Linked DNA regions of Homo sapiens: region 2 is linked to region 1. Evidence: chromatin loops called from intact Hi-C (ENCODE). Cell type or tissue: heart left ventricle. All regions are shown on one strand. Links, peaks and the distances in the headings refer to the core of each region. The heading gives the core; the rest is flanking DNA. Region 1 has its middle 49 kb from the start of CAND1. Region 2 has its middle 10 kb from the start of GRIP1.

Region 1 (2,924 bases), core at 268-2,767:
AGGGGAGGATATCCCAGTATTGCCCACTCCCGTGACTCCAGAAAACAACATGGCAGTCCTCTGAATCTTCATGGGGCTTATCTCCTACCATTTAGTACTAGGGAGTCATCTAGGGTACTTACCACTTCTTGCTCAAAAGATCCAAATAACATGATGTTATCAATATAGTAGGCCAGTGATGTTCCACGAAATAACAAGAAAATCAGTACTATGCAGGCACATTATGACAGAGAGCAAGAAATGTAACACAGCTCTGGGTCAAGACAATAACTTTGTTACTGTATAAAAGCAAACTCCTTTTGATTCTTTCTACTGATTGAGATTGAGCAAAAACACATTTACCCAATTAATAGTTGGATATTGAATACGAGTGACTATGTTGATCTGTTCCAATAAAGATACCACATTTGGCATGGCAGCTGCAATTGGGGCTACTACCTGTTCATATTTATGGTATTCCAATATTACCCCTCATTATCCATATGGTTTTTGCAGGAGCAAGAATTAAACCTTGATGTGATGGAGACCACCATCCCTACATATTTTAAATCTTTTACACTGGTACTAATCTCCACAATTCCTCTCCATTGGTATTGCTTTTCATTTATTATCTTGGCCAAGAATGGGTAGCAGTTTCAGGGACTTACACTTGCTACTCCTAACATTTTGGACTTGACTTTATAAGGGCAAATGTTAAAGTTCTGTTTGTGTCAAGAATTTTTATTTCAGCTATATATTCAGGATCAGGAAAATAACCACAAGATGAATCTGTGGAACCACTGGATCCACTTTAAGATGGGCTTGGGCCAGGACTCCATTTATCAACTACTTACATAAATTTTACTTTTTCCCTGGCCCTCCAAAAGCCTGTATATTTTCCTTTCTCCAGTTGGCAGTTATCCTGGAAAAAAAAATGACAGATTCCTTTGGGAAATGAATGGACAAATAGATACCTATGATGACATTACAGGGTACTTCCTCAAGGGTACACAGCCTGTGTTTCAATCAGTTGGCTCTCAAGACTATAAACTGGCTTAGATCTGAAAAGCAAACGAGATATTGCAATTTTCTATTATAATGGCTGACATCAGCCCAGTACTCACCAGCTTTCATTTTTAAAAAGTATTGTTGTTGTCACTGTTATACAAATCAGGTAACACCTTACTCCATTGTTCTCTTGTTTTGACTGTAGAAACACTATGATCTAATGGCCATCACCCTAAATCCCTATGGATCAAGGCACCTTAATTGCCACTCCATTTTTTCTCTGTTTATAACTAGGATAACCAAAGATTGATTGTGAAAACCAGGACACTTTTGAGAGTGAAAGCTGGCACTAGTAATAATATGCTGGGAAAATAGGCAAAAACAGTCCTGTGCAAACTATAACATATGTTGACCTTACTCGTTACGGCAATTAGATCCAGCTTGCCTCTGATGATTCAGTGCTGCCACCTGGCTTCTGCCACTTCATACTCATGAATCCGTTCATACTCACGATTTCCCAAAATCACAACTCCATGGCAGCATCACACACCATCAGCTCCAGCCTCTACAAGACAGCCAACATGAAACTTCTTGAAGATGTTGATGACACCTTCATGGGTACATTGTTTGTTGCCTTAAGAAAGGGAATATCCTGTGGGACCAGTTGGGTGGCGGGTCCTCAGGTATTATACAGTAAATCCTTTCTAACATTTCCATATCCTTGAGCCTTCTGAACTCTTTCCCAATCTTATGCCAAAAAAATTCTGGCATCTTCACTTCATTTACTATAAGCTACTGCTGTATCCAAATTTCAAAAGGCCATCCCAGCAGACTATGAAGACTGGTTCCAGGTGTCTTTGCCAAAACACTGAATCCTGAGACATAGATGAGTGTCTCCATCAGTAAATTCTCTTCTATCTAGCCTTATATTTCACGGTCCTCCCCAGTTCAGTGTTCTCCAGGTGTGGTCCCTCTCATGTTCCTCTGGTTCATGATTGTGCATATGATCCACATAATTAAATTCCCTTGACATGTAAGCTATTTCTTTTTGGAGCAGGGTATTTCCTTATTCAACTTTGGCTAAAATATGACCCTAGTTATGGGGGTCATACTCCAGGTGAGCCTGGATTAATGAAGGGTAGAATCAGTATGTTAGTAAAAGGCACCATTTCATGAGACACTTGCTACAGCTGAGATCATTACATAGTCTCCAAGTACAGGAAGACCTCTCTCCCTGGCAAGTAGAAGGGTCTGCTTTTGCTTGCCAGAGGGTTTAGAAGAACTTAGGCATTAAAGATTCTCAGGCTCATCTATCTAAATGCCCTAGTTCCAGATCTCAGAGCCCTATTTTGTTTTATATCGAGGTCCTATCTTTACACAGGAAATCTGTCAAGTTTGCACAGTCATTTTCCTTTGAAGCACTGCCACCCTTAAAATCAGATCCAGGGCCTGGTTTTCAGCACAATCTGCCATGTGGCGGCAGGAGTAGAGCAATAAGCTGTATTAGCCAAGGTCTGAGTATTTCCTTTCTATTTAGCAGTCATTATAGTAAGTGAAAGCAAAGTCTCTTTAATTAAAACTTGGAAGAAGATTTATAGTATATTCTTGTGGCTGAATTGCAGGGTCCTTTCTCAAGGGGCCTACCTTCCTCTTCAATCAAAGGTATTTGAGTTTGTGAACTGGTTTAGATATTCAAGCTAGACAAGGGGCTTTGACTCTCCATTGTGGTGACTCAAGTCCACTTTCTGGCCATGAGACCTAGATTTTTTTTAAATCCTGTTATAAGGATCAAGTAACATTTTACTATAATGTCTATCTATTTCACTTTCCTAGCTGATGGCCAAACATTCTGATTATGCCTTTATCCCTCACACTCTTTACTATAAATGTGTCCTCATTGTCTTTGGCAGGTAAGTGCTACCATTTGGCTCTGGTAT
Region 2 (2,924 bases), core at 143-2,642, 530 kb before region 1:
GTCTACCCCTCCAGGTATGGGTATCAAGGCTGACTAAGTGGAACATACAATCCCTTAGTCACGGGGACTGGTCCAGAAATAGGCAGTCACACAAGCCATGCTAATGAGATGTAATCCCAGAACTTTTGTTAGAACTGCTGCAAAGAAGATAGTCTGCATTCCACTGGGAATGGCAGGCTATGTACTTGGAGTTGCTATCTTATCACCACATGGGAAAAGCTGACTTTGAATCATACCAAGACAGAGGAAAATAGAGTCGAGGGATGGAGAGTGACATATTCCTGGAGATGCCATTGGAACATCCGGATTCATCCATTTCTAAATCCCTAATACACCGGACTTAGTTACTTCGGTCAGTATGGTCTCCATTTTGCTAATTTAGTTGGAGTTGGATTTCTGTCACTTGGGATCAAAGAGTCTTGTCTAATACTCTTTTTTAAGCTTTAGATTCTTGATCTGCAAAATAAGGCAGTTGTGTCTCTAAAATTCCTTACAGTTCTACCATTCTGTTACAGTACTGAATTTACCAATTTCACTGGGCTGCTGTGATGATCAAATTAGATAATAAATAAGAAAGCACTTTGTCAATTTTCAAGTGCTTTACAAAGAGTACGACTGGCTATGAAAATAATATTCAAATATATGTGTATTTGTGTGTACACTGAAAAATTAGGAGGCTCCAGAGTCCATTCCATTTGTAATATAGTTATATAAGAAGCATAGACTCAGAAAACAACAAAGAAAAAGGTCTCACTCTTGTGCTTCTCTCTTAGGAAATTCACATTTTACCAAATCTCAAAGGTTTCTGCTCATAATATCTTGTCTTCCTAAGTTCATTACCAAAACCCAGAAGGGTCCTTTTCTTTCACTTAAAAAAACAGTGCCTATTATTTTCCACTTTATTTCCATAAAAATGACATTAAAGTGCTCCTTGGGGATGTTTTGCAAACACTTTCAATCACCAATCACTGACTCTGAAAAAAAAAAAAAAGGAAAGGCATTTTATTTTCCTTCAAAGGAGGAAACAACCCTCTAATAATGTCTAAAGGGGAAAAGGGCTCTATAAAAATGGGCGCCGTGAAAAACCATGGAAAAGATAAAAGAAGTCAGGGTTGAAGGACATTCTTCACTGGGTCTCTTCCTCTCATCAGGCACCTTCTTAACATCCAGGTGCACAAGCCCCCTGCAGTCTAGCAAGTACACCTTCCCTTTCAGGTCTGCACAGCTGCACAGTCAGGCAAGCAGCTACTAGAGGGCAGCAAAGGATCAGAAATGGGAGTGCAGGGCTCAGGCAGGCTGGCTGGGAACTGACCAGACGACCAAATTGAGGCCAGATACTTGAAGACAACCTCGGTCCAGTTTCCCATCAAAAGACAGGAAGGATCATGGGATCCCTCTAAGTTCTTAGATGAGTATAACAAAGCTTGTGTTGACAGTAATCCAAAAATTTAGCACAGTATCTGGTGACAGTAACAGAGGCCGAGTTGTCAAGAAACGAGGGGCACATGGGAAAGCCAAGGGGGAGCCGAAGTCCAGGAAAAGCAGGCGGAAGGTCAGGGGAACCTGGGTTCTGGTCAGAATTCTGGGAACCAATCAAGTCAATCATTGTCATTGTCATCATGATCATCATCAACATGGCTAGCACTCACTTACTTCTCTGTGTGCTAGCCATGGCTTAAGTCTATATATACATTTCAAAAGGCATATGCAGGAGAAACATTTTTACCTAGCTTTACTGAGGTGTATTTGGCATAAAATAAAAATTGTATATATTCAAGGTATACAACATGATGATTTAATATATATATACACTGTTAAATGACCACAATCAATTAACATATTCATCACCACTCAGCATTGATGTGGGTGTGACGGGGGTCATGAGGGTACTTAAGATCTACTCTCTTACCAAATTTCAAGTAAACAATACAGTATTATTAACTATAGTCACCATGCTGTACATTAGATCTCCAGAACTTATTCTTTTTGTAATTGAAAGTTCGTACCCTTTGATCAACATCTCCCCATTTCCCCCACTCCCAGACCTCTGGCAGCCACCATTTTACTCTTTTATGAATTGGACATTTTAATGTATTGTAATTTTAAAATTATTTATTTTTATTTATTTATTTATTTATTTTTGAGACAGGGCCTCGCTTTCTTGCCCAGGCTAGAGTGCAGGGATGTGATCATGGCTTGCTGTAGCTTCAGCCTCCAGGGCTCAGACAATTCTCCTGCCTCAGCCTCCTGAGTAGCTGGGACCACAGGCAAATGCCATCACACATGGCTAATTTCTTCTATTTTCTGTAGAGAAGGGCTGTCCCTACATTGCCCAGGCTGGTCTTGAACTCCTGGGCTCAAGCAATCCTCCTGCCTTGGTCTCCTGAAGTGCTAGGATTACAGGCGTGAACCACCACATCCAGCCAAATTTGACTTTTTTAGATTCCACATATAAGTGAGATCATATAATATTGGTCTTTCTGTGTCTGGCTTATTTCACTTAACATAATATCCTCCAGGCTCATCTATATTGTAGTAAATGGCAGGATTTCCTTCTTTTCATTGCTCAATAATATTACACACACACACACACACACACACACCACATACACCATATTTTCTTTATTTACTCATTTCTTGATGGACACTTAGGTTGTTTCCACATATTGGCTACTGTGCAATTAACACGGAGGGTACAGGTGTCTTTTCAAGATGCCGATTTCATTTCTTTTGGATATATACCCGCAAGTGGGATTACTGGATTGTTTAGTACTATTTTTAATTTTTTAGACCAAGCACGATGGCTCATGTCTATAACCCCAAGAATCTGGGACGTCAAGTCAGGAGAACCAGCTGAGCTCAGGAGTTTATGACCAGCCTAAGCAACATAGCGAGACCTTGTCTCTAATAAAAATTAAAAAAAA

What was found. Peaks named below come from ENCODE experiments on the same cell type or tissue, not always from the same donor. Only the 100,000 strongest peaks of a DNase experiment are listed, where the experiment ranks them.
Region 2: it touches region 1 in a loop (9-fold over the local background); 10 of 110 quality-filtered maps call a loop at or near these places.

Annotation. Positions count from the first base shown.
Region 1 is chr12:67,218,812-67,221,735 of GRCh38, forward strand. No RefSeq gene overlaps it. Among named protein-coding and RNA genes, the nearest start is that of CAND1, 49 kb to the right of the region's middle. In heart left ventricle, for the core only: a CTCF peak has its summit at 1,463; no DNase peak of the experiment used is centred there.
Region 2 is chr12:66,687,795-66,690,718 of GRCh38, forward strand. It overlaps a transcript of GRIP1 not described here. Among named protein-coding and RNA genes, the nearest start is that of GRIP1, 10 kb to the left of the region's middle. RefSeq lists a silencer at 1,298-1,347. In heart left ventricle, for the core only: a CTCF peak has its summit at 1,251; no DNase peak of the experiment used is centred there.